Regions from separate parts of the Homo sapiens genome. Here region 1 is linked to region 2. Evidence: chromatin loops called from intact Hi-C (ENCODE). Cell type or tissue: right lobe of liver. All regions are shown on one strand. Each heading gives the region's core, and the rest is flanking DNA. Links, peaks and the distances in the headings are about the cores only.

Region 1 (5,379 bases), core at 296-5,295, 49 kb after region 2:
GACACACGTATTAGGAAAAATAGTCTCAGATTTTAGAAATACTATGCTTTTTTTGTTGTGTAGCATCTGGGAGAGCACAGTTACCACATCAAATATTTCTGCAGGAATACATATAAATTTTCAGTAAATTTCACACATAGAACATAAATAATCTCACATCAGTTAAGATCAGTTTTTTTTGCCAAATTGAGTCTTGGTGTCAAATGCAAAATTTGTCAGAGATTTTAAAATTTCTAAATTATGGATAAGATTTTAGACAGGTATAACAAAATAATAACCTAGCAGCCCAGAATAATTTTTAACAAGGATATTTGGCTTAAAGTTATTACAGTATTCTCTTAAACAGCCAAAACAGGAGATTATATCTAAATTTGAGAATAGTAAAAGGTTTGATTTTTATCACCAATGAGTATAACCATAAGACCCCCAACTCCTAAGAAAATTTCAAAACCTACCTTTAGTAAACAACACTTCCAAAATTCCATACAGGACTGTTAGCAAAAGAACAAATAAACAAAAAGACCCCACCAACCATGTTATCCCCGTAGAAATAAAACAGCATTGAGGAATGCCTTACTCAGTTCTCAGGGTAGTACTTCTGATACTAAATGGACTTGTTGGTCTTTTTTTGTTGTTGTTTTTGTTTTAAGTCTCACAATATCACCCAGGCTGGAGTGCAGTGGCAGTATCTTGGCTCACTGCAACCTCTGCCTCCTGAGTTCAAGGGATCCTTCTGCCTCAGACTTCCAAGTAGCTGGGATTACACACATGCACTGCCCTACCCAGGTAATTTTTTTGTATTCTTAGCAGAGACAGGGTTTCACCACATTGGCCAGGCTGGTCTCGAACTCCTGGCCTGAAGTGATGTGCCCACCTTGGCCTCCCAAAGAGCTGGCATTACAGGCATGAGCCACCATGCCAGGCCTCTAAATATGTTTAGTATTAAAATAGTTAATTTATTAAACGTTTTTGGTGGGATAATTGTGGTTAAGTCCTAATTCTTTTTAAAATACACACTGAAATATCTACAGATGAAATGTATCAAGAATTTGCTTCAAAATAACATGGGAAGGGGGTGGATGGGGAGATGTAGATACAAACAAAAAGGCTGGCCAAGGATTATTAAAGTGAGACAAGTACATGGAAGTTCATTATACTATTCTCTTTTGTGTATGTGAAATTTTTTCACAATTAAAAGATAGCACCAGGCGGGTGCAGTTGCTCACACCTGTAATCCCAGCACTTTGGGAGGCCGAGGCCGGCAGATCACAAGGTCAAGAGATCAAGACCATCCTGGCCAACATGGTGAAACCCCATCTCTACTAAAAATACAAAAATTAGCCGGGCGTGGTGGAGCGTAACTGTAATCTCAGCTACTCAGGAGACTGAGGCAAGGGAATCGCTTGAACCTGGGAGGTGGAAGTTGCAGTGAGCCGGGATCGCACCACTGCACTCCAGCCTGGCAACAGAGCAAGACTCTGTCTTTAAAAAAAAAAAAAAAAAGACTGGCCAGGCGCGGTGGCTCACGCCTGTAATCCCAGCACTTTGGGAGGCCAAGGCAGGTGAATTATGAAGTCAGGAGATCAAGACCATTATGGCCAATATGGTGAAACCCCATCTCTACTAAAAAAAAAAAAAAATACAAAAAATTAGCTGGATGCCTGTAGTCCCAGCTACTCCAGAGGCTGAGGCAGTAGAATGGCGTGAACCCAGGAGGCGGAGCTTGCAGTGAGAGAGATCACGCCACTGCACTCCAACCTCTAGACTCCATCTCAAAAAAAAAAAAAAAAAAAAAAAAGATAGCACCAAAGATGTGCATGCACCTGAAAACAAAAATTACATGTGAATCTCAAACTATACACAGAAATATAGACAACATTGTATCAATGTTTCACTCAAAATCTATCAACATTTTTACTATTCAACTTAAAAACTTAGCAAATCCTTCAGAATAATACAGGGTCAAATCTTAAAGCAAAAGATCCAAAGTAATTCACAAAACTAGAAATTAAGTATTAGTGGCCGCTAACACTGCCAATAAATTGCTAAACTTATTAGCTTCTGGAGAACAAACTTAAGAACTTTTTAAAATGTGCGGCCAGGCGCGGTGGCTCAGGCCTGTAATCCCAGCACTTTGGGAGGCTAAGGCGGGCAGATCACGAGGTCAGCAAATCGACACCATCCTGGCTAACACGGTGAATCCCCGTCTCTACCAAAAAAAAATTAAAAAATTAGCTGGGTGTGTTGGCACGCACCTATAGTCCCAGCTACTCAGGAGGCTGAGGCAGGAGAATGGCATGAACCCGGGAGAGGGAGCTTGCAGTGAGACCATGCCACTGCACTCCAGCCTGGGCTAGAGTGAGATTCCGTCTCAAAAAAAAAAAAAAAAAAAGTGCATACTCTGCCCACCTCCCCGGCAAAAAAGATGTGCATACCCTTGAATAATTATATTTCTGGGGCTTAAATGTAAGAAAATAAAGATATGCACAACTGTAGTTTTGACTGTCCAAAGCTTTGTTTACAAAAGAAAAAATGGGGACGAGTACAACAGTGTATTGGTAAAATAAAATATAGTACAAGTATACAATGTACCATGTAGTATTATAGAGTATATAATACTATGTAACTACTACAAATTTTTCAGAGATCTGTATCTACTAACATAAGCTATTCAGGTTAAATTTAAAATTATTACTTAAATATATATGCTGTATGACAGTGCTTTTTGAAGTTTATATAAGCCCCAAAAAGCCTGGAAGAACACCCCAAATGTTATCTTTGGATAGCTGTATTTTCTAAAAATGTTCTATGAGCATGTATTACTTTATTCGGATCAAAGGTAAGATAAAGATGAGGTACCTCCTCTCCCAAATCCACATCAATCTTCAGTCACTTGACTAGTATTCCTTTTCAAAGGAGTAATAAAACTCCATTTTAGCAAGCTGCGGTGGCTCACGCCTGTAATCCCAGCACTTTGGGAGGCCGAGATGGGCGGATTGCCTGAGGTCGCGAGTTCGAGACCAGCCTGGCCAGCATGGTGAAACCCTGTCTCTTGTAAAAATACAAAAATTAGCCAGGCGTGGTGGCAGGCGCCTGTAATCCCAGCTACTCGGGAAGCTGAGGCAGGAGAATCACTTGAATCCGGGAGGCGGAGGTTGCGGTAGGCGGAGGTTGCGGTGAGCCAAGATCGTGCCATTGCACTCCAGCCTGGGCAACAGAGCGAGACTCTAGTCTCAAAAAAAAAACAAAAAAAAAAACCAGAAAAACTCCATTTTAAACAGCATAGCCATAACTCTAGCATGAATTCCACAAACTTAAGGGTAATAGCATGAGAAAACTTTTCTTCTCGCTCTGAAGCTAGAAAACCCACTTATGTGAAGATTTTATTTAAAGGATCAATATAGGGAGTGACAATGCATTATGAATAGTTTATCCTCTTCAGAATACCTATTTTAGTTAGAGGACTGGAGGAAAATTTTTGTTCAAAATGTACTCTACTAAACTCCTAAATGTTATTCAAGACTAGCCAGAAAAGCCTAAATCTGGTTCAATGAACTCCTGGAGTTTTTTCAGTTTTAAAATCAACTCAGGAGCCATAGGTCAATATAATTAGAAAACAGGAAGAATATTTCAGACTGGTAAAGTCAGAATCAGATTAGGTAGAAATAATAAAAAAAAAGTTCTCTAATTCACTCTACCTCTTACAAATAGCCATGCTTTCTCAGTAGAGAATACATATTTTTAAAATGGTCAAGCTCTCCCAAATGTTGATACAGGCAACACGGTAGTCTATGTGCTCAAATGCTAACTCGACTCTATCACAGCTAAACCTTTTAAAGCAGTTTCTTCAACTATTAACACTGCTTACTAAACCCCTATTACACAGACTAGCTATGCTATTTATGCCCACACAGAATCACAAGAGTTGATGTACATTTTTAAGCTTTTTAATTAGAAGGAAAATACTACCACATTGATCATTATAATAGTCTTAAGCACATAGTACACAAGTTTCAAATCTCCTAAATCCCACTTCTTGCCCAGAGGCAATCAATGTTAATTGTTTGGCATATGTATTTCTGGACATATCTCTTATGTCTTTACATAGAAAAAAACAAATTCTACAGTTGGTGATAAGTGCTAAAGAGTATTTAGGAGAAGGGGAGCTTAAAGCGCTAAATAAGGGAAGACACATCACTAAGGGGGTAGCTTCTGAGTAAAAAGTCTCAGAGGAACTGAGGAACCAAACTGTATGAGTCAGAGAAAATTCCAAGGAAAAGCCCTAAAGTGGAAACATATCCAATGTGTTCAATACAGTTAAGAAGGCCAGTGTGGCTGAAGCACAGTATATTAACAGCAAGGGAAGGGACACAACAAATCACGTGGGATGCCCTGTAAATCACAGAAAAATTTTTGACTTCAATGCTGAAAAAGGCAGCCATTAGGTTGTTTGTTTTCAGGCAAAACATTTTTCAATGGCCAGGCGTGGTGGATCACGCCTGTAATCCCAGCACTTTGGGGAGGCAGAGACGGGCAGATCACAAGGTCAAGAAATCGAGACTATCCTGGCCAACATGGTGCAACCCTGTCTCTACTAAAAATAAAAAACAAATTAGCTGGGCTTGGTGGCTGGTGCCTGTAATCCCAGCTACTTGGAAGGCTGAGGCAGGAGAACTGCTTGAACCCGGGAGGCAGAGGTTGCGGTGAGCCGAGCTCGCACCACTGCACTACAGCCTGGGCAAAGAGAGCAAAACTCCATCTCCCCCCCAAAAAAAAAATCCTTCAAACAATACATTTTAGGATCAATCTAGCTATCACTTTTAAGAACAAAACTAGTGGGGAGGGACAAAAGAAATACAAACCTATTATATATAATAATGCACAGGAGACAAGGGTGGCTTGAAATTGGACCAAGTGTCGACAGTATGAGTAGTGGTATATTTTGAAGAGCTGACAGCATTTTTTCCTTTCTTTTTTTTGTGATAGGGTCTTGCTCTGTCACCCAGGCTGGAGTGCAATGGTGCGGGTGCGATCTCGGCTCACTGCAACCTCTGCTTCCTGGGCTCAAGCGATTCTCATGCCTGTCTCTCAAGTAGCTGGGACTACAGACACTTGCCACCACTCCTGGCTAATTTTTGTATATTTTTGAAGAGACAGGGTTTCACCATGTTGCCCAGGCCGGTCTCAAACCCCTGAGCTCAAGCGATGCGCCTCCCTCAGCCTCCCAAAGTGCTGGGATTACAGGCCTGAGCTACCACACCTGGCCAACATGATTTTCTAATAGGCCAAAGGTGAGAAGAGTAAAAGTCAAGGATGGCTAGCCAAAATCTTTGGCCCAAGAGACACAAAAATTGTTTCATTAACTGAAAAAGGCAACAG
Region 2 (5,379 bases), core at 318-5,317:
TCTGGAGGAAGTGACACAAGTTGAAATCGAAGGATGAAGAGAAGTTAACTAGGGAACCAAATAGGTGGGGAGCATGACTAGTAAGAGGAACAAAGTCCAATGTGGTTGGAACAGAGAAAATAAGGGGACATATAGCAGAGGCTGGACAGATCAGCAAGGGTCAGGCTATCTCTGGCCTTGTGGACTGTGTTAAAAAGTTTTGTCATTATCCTAAGGGCAAGTAATGCCAGAAATGGTTTTAAGTTGAGAAGTGCCCTGATTATATGTGTGTTTTGAAAAAAACCCAATATGGCTGTTGTATGAACAAGTGATTGGAAAGAGATAAAAGTGGATGAAGGGTAGACAGGAGGATACTGCAGTAAGCCAGGAGCAAGGTGATGGAAGCTTGGATTGGCATGGTAGCTGTCAAGATGGAGAGAAGTAAAACTATTCAAAAGATATTTAGAAGGCACATGGGCACTAACAGTAGCTATAAAATATGTTCCATCTTTATTTCTAAACAGAACAAATAGACTAATGCATTTACATCCGATTCAGGAGTATGCACGTTCTTAACCTTGGCTATTAGTCTTGAGTAGCACATTTCTTCCTAGGGAAAAAGTTATGTGACCAGATTGTACCTTAATTGTGGGTGGGATATTCAGAAGCTGCTAAGTATGAATGTGCTCAAGAAGAGAACTGAGAATTGCCTTCAAGTTGCAAAAGAGAGGGGGACAAGGCTATGGAACCACCAATGAAGTATTAACACCCAAAAGGCATTTAAAGAAAGAGAAAATAGACAAGTGTACAAACAGAAGGGCAAGCAAGAGGCTGCTATCTGTGTGGGACAAGTTTAAATAGGACTATTCAGATAAACCAAAGCTAGGACAATGCTTCTCAAGACCTACAGAGATTTCTGGAAAATGAGCCATCAAGACATTTGAATGAAGACTACAGACTCCTCAGGAAGTGAGAAGCTCTTGAGGAAAGATGTCCTTACACATTCAGGTGAGTGCTTAAAACAAAGCAGCATATACTTCACTGAGGAGTACTGCCATATTTCTGATCCCCATGCTGGGGGAGTTGGTGAGGGAACAGTAGGGCCATTATGTTGCAGGGGCAATTGTATTCCCAGGTGAGAGGGGATAAAAGAGCAAACACTAAGGCTGTCTCCAGAGGTGCTTGGCTAACAGTGAGAAGATAAAGCTGCTTTGATTTCCCCTGGGGAACTAGATTCTACCAAGGGCTACTCCTGCTGCTCAAGGCAAAGAGCTGGGTCACCACTCAAAGGAAAAATACTGAGGGTCAGTCCAGGATGGGGACAATGGCAGGGCAGATCACAGCATTTCCAGCACGTATGAAAACAACTGTTTAGGCTGCTTTCATACTGCTGTATAAAACCCCCCCAAGACTGGGTAATTTATAAAGGATCTTGTTTGACAGTTCTGCGTGGCTGGGGAGGCCTCAGGAAACTTAAAATCATGGCAGAAAGTGAAGCAGGCACGTTTTACGTGGCAGCAGGCGAGACAGGGTTTGTGTAGGACGCAAAGGGGGAAGAGCCCCTCATAAAGCCATCAGATCTCATGAGAACTCTCACAAGAACAGCATGGGGGAAACTGCCCCCATGATCCAGTCACCTCCCACCGAGTCCCTCCCTCAACCTGGGGACGGGGATTATGAGGATTACAATTACAGATGAGATTTGGGTGGAGAAACAGCCAAACCATACCAACAATTTTGTCAACCAGACCCCAGTGGCACCTGGGACCTTGGGACTGACCAAGCTGGTGCTACAGAAGCTTTTATGGAGAGTGGATATAAAGTTCTGGGGGAAAGCTAAGTTTGGGGGGATGAGTAAACTAAAGTAACGAGAATAATATTGTAGATCTGGGCAAAGTTGGGCTGGCAGCTAGCTCTAGCTGGTTATTTAGCAGACTACCCTGTGGTTTGAGGTAATTTCCCCCAGGAGGGCCAATGGGGACTTTGAAGTATTTATGCCTCTTTAAAAACTTAAGTATCCTTAAAACAGGGAGGGACAATAAATGCAGCAGACACCAAGACATTATGGTCCATAGAAAGGTTAAGCCTGGATGGAAACTAGTAAAGTTGTTAACCAACGACCACACTAGAAATGGAGTCTGAGTCATTGAACTTGACGGGTGGATTCTTGGATCAAGAATTTTGGGGAGGGAAGGCTATGTCCCAAATTCACTGCAACTTCATTATTGTGGCTTGTGAGGGTCTGCAAAAGTGACTGAATCTTTGTCACTGGACCTCTTTCACATTAATGTCCCTGTGGGAAAGACCAAGTCTTTCTTTAGAACTCGTGCAATGTCACTGCCAGGTGCTTGTAATAGTCCATGGCAGGCATCAAGAGTAGAAACTTGGCTAGACACAGTGGCTCACACCTGTAATACCAGCACTTTGGAAGGCTGAGGTGGCCAGAGATCAAGACCAGCCTGACCAACACGCGAAACCCCATCTCTACAAAAAACACAAAAAAATTAGCCAGGTGTGGTGTCGAGTGCTACTCACGAGGCTGAGGCAGGAGAACCACTTGAACCTGAGAGCAGGGGTTGCAGTGAGTTGAGACTGCACTCCAGCCTGGGTGTGAGAGTGAGACTCTTGTCTCCAAAGAGTAGAAACTGTGGTTTTCCCAAGATATTTGGAAAAGTTTGTCTTCTGGGCCAGAAGAAATGGTTTAAAATACACGTTGTGGGTGGGAGAAGCTGTATTTTCTCTATATTCCTGCTTCACTTCTAAAGCCTAACAAAGTTGCATGAAATGGCAGACTTTCAGCTGTTAGCCAGGCACTGCTCAATATGCTCTTGAAACTATTCAATCTATGAAACGACTCTAGCCCTCATTAATAGAATGAAGAGAAAAATGGTATGGGGATATTTTTCCCCTTTTGTTAACTTAGAGAAGTTGCTAGGATCCTAGTCTCTTACCTCTATTTAGGAAATAGTTTATTCAATTTCTAGGACTACAGACTACAGTTCAAAGACACCATTTCCTCTGCCAAGGTCCAAAGCCCATGGAGTTAAGTCAGAACATAGATCAAATTTTTGGCTCTACCATTTGAATAACCATAGGGCTTTGAACAAGGCAATCTCTCTGAAGCTCCTTGAAGCACAGAAATTATTTGCATACGTACGTAATAGAACTGTTGTTTGAGAAACAACAGTCTATGTCAATTAAACGCTGGCCTAACAGGCTGCACACAAAGCCTATAAAACATACTCTCTTCCCTGGGCATGAAGCAACTGATTGACAAGATGGGTTCCTATTTAACAATAGTTTATTCTGTAAGAGGCACTGCTATATGAAGGTGTGAGCAACATGGATTAAGCCTGCAATATCGTCCCATTGAAGACGCCCTCACTAGGGAAATCTTCAATATTAAAGCCTAAGGTCTAGGAAAGAAAACATCAATGAACTCAGGACACACAAAATATTGGAGTCACATTTGTTCATGTACGTTTGAGTTAGTAACCACTAGCAGTACTTGTGTGGAAACTTCTCAATATTCTACAGCACTTAACTATCCAATAAAGTAGTCTCACGTCACACGTCTCTAAATAAAAATTTAAATCTAACTCTTCACACTAGCCACATCTCAAGGCTCAGTAAAGTCACCAGTTGTTATACTGGTCAATGCATCATAAAACACTTCCATCGCCACGAAGTGTTACTGACAGTACTATAGCTTTAACAGCTCACTGTAACATGCGTTGATAACAAGGAATTTTCCCCCTCCCTAACCACCAGATGACTCTTTGGGTGCCTTCTTTACTCTGGGGCCTAGACTTTAATGAGGGTACACCTTGGCCCTTTTAGCTGCCTTCAGTTCTTTGATGAAAACATACCACTCACACATCCTCTTACTGCACTTAATTCTGACATATACAGTCATCCCTCTACTAAACTTATTGGCCAGCCACCCAGCCACCGTTTCTTGAAACCCGTGTCCTTTCCTAATCCTCACCCCTCTTTATCACACAGGGTTTTTTGTTTTGTTTTGCCTTTGGTGAGTAGTTCACAATTTGGGCCAAAAATTGGAATTATGGCAACTTAAAAAACAACGAAGAGTCCCAACCCCAGAGATTTAGTAGGCCTGGAGCACACACCTGGACATCAGAATTTAAAAGCCCATCCCCCTGCTCCCAGGAAATTTTAATGCACATTGACAGTTGAAACCTATTAAACTCCACAAATTTGGTAATGTAATAATCCAAAAGCCACAATTTTCCTAGACTTCTGAAAGTCTTGTAGGAGTTATTTTTGCAAATGCAAATTTGTCAGAGCTTCAGAGCCATGTTTCTCCAAACTTTTATTTCTGAGTGCCACTTGAAAAAAACAATCCAAACATGCTTTCCTCTTCCTATCTGCATTTATCTTGGGTTCTAACTCCTTCCTACTAATCCCTTTGTCATTTGCATTCACCCCCTTACACTGTTCTCCCCTTCCTCTTACTATGCTTTGTAGTTCTACTCACAAAGGGCGTTAACTCCAATGAAGAAGCCCTGCTTTTCAAAATTGAGATTTAACTTGAAAGTTACTAATGCAAACACAAATTCTGCAGTTTTCTACTTTATTTACTTCCTGTCTCCTAACACTTGGAAAGCTTTTGTCTGGTCAGGTATGTCTACGTTCTTTTACTCTGCAGTTCAACTGGCTACATTTTTACTTTATACCAAGTTCTCTCCAAACACTAGAATTCTCCAACAGAGTGCTCCTTCTTAGTGTGAATGAGGTACTCAGACCATAATCCACATATTATATGTAACTCATTTACTGGTCAATCATTTCTACATCATATGTTTACTACTGTCGACTGGTTTTCTGGTCAGGGTACTTTTTCTTGGATGCTTCTAAATTCCTATGAAATGCATTTTTTTGGTCAATGTGATGTGAACTAGGGTCCAGAAACTGAAACTCCATTTGACATCAGTGTAGCTGAATTCCCCTAATAAATAAAAAGGTCAACTGTCAGTAGGAATAAGTATGTTTTCTGGTTTTCCCCTGAAATAAAATTGGTCAGTCAATGCTGACAGGCCAGGCATATGTTCCTGAGCTGATCACATTAAATATACACAATTTCTCTATCCTGCGACTACTTTCAAAAGCACATTGTTTCATCAAGGTTATCTCAAAACACTAGTACTTGCATATAGTGTATCATCTGCTCTACTTCTGTACTTTCTATATTATACACTGGGTTTTGCTTCCCCTAACACTTGAATAAAACATACTGCCAAGTTATAGTAGATTCGTATGTTCACACTTCATGGTTATCTTATGGTTTAAATGATGGTTACGTCTATTGTACTATTACATTCTTCCCAATCCTAATTTGACACCTGTTCATTTCCTTCCAATTTACCACCTTTTTGTTCC

The links. Peaks named below come from ENCODE experiments on the same cell type or tissue, not always from the same donor. Only the 100,000 strongest peaks of a DNase experiment are listed, where the experiment ranks them.
Region 1: it touches region 2 in a loop (2.2-fold over the local background); 12 of 110 quality-filtered maps call a loop at or near these places.

What each region holds. Positions count from the first base shown.
Region 1 is chr14:21,251,688-21,257,066 of GRCh38, forward strand. All of the region lies in intron 2 of HNRNPC (heterogeneous nuclear ribonucleoprotein C), which reads right to left. Among named protein-coding and RNA genes, the nearest start is that of HNRNPC, 15 kb to the right of the region's middle. RefSeq lists an enhancer at 2,623-3,560. In right lobe of liver, for the core only: no CTCF peak of the experiment used is centred there; no DNase peak of the experiment used is centred there; H3K27ac peaks cover 946 bases.
Region 2 is chr14:21,202,502-21,207,880 of GRCh38, forward strand. LINC00641 (long intergenic non-protein coding RNA 641) reads right to left here and starts at 4,399. Exons shown (of 2, transcript NR_038971.1): 1 at 4,110-4,399. In right lobe of liver, for the core only: no CTCF peak of the experiment used is centred there; no DNase peak of the experiment used is centred there.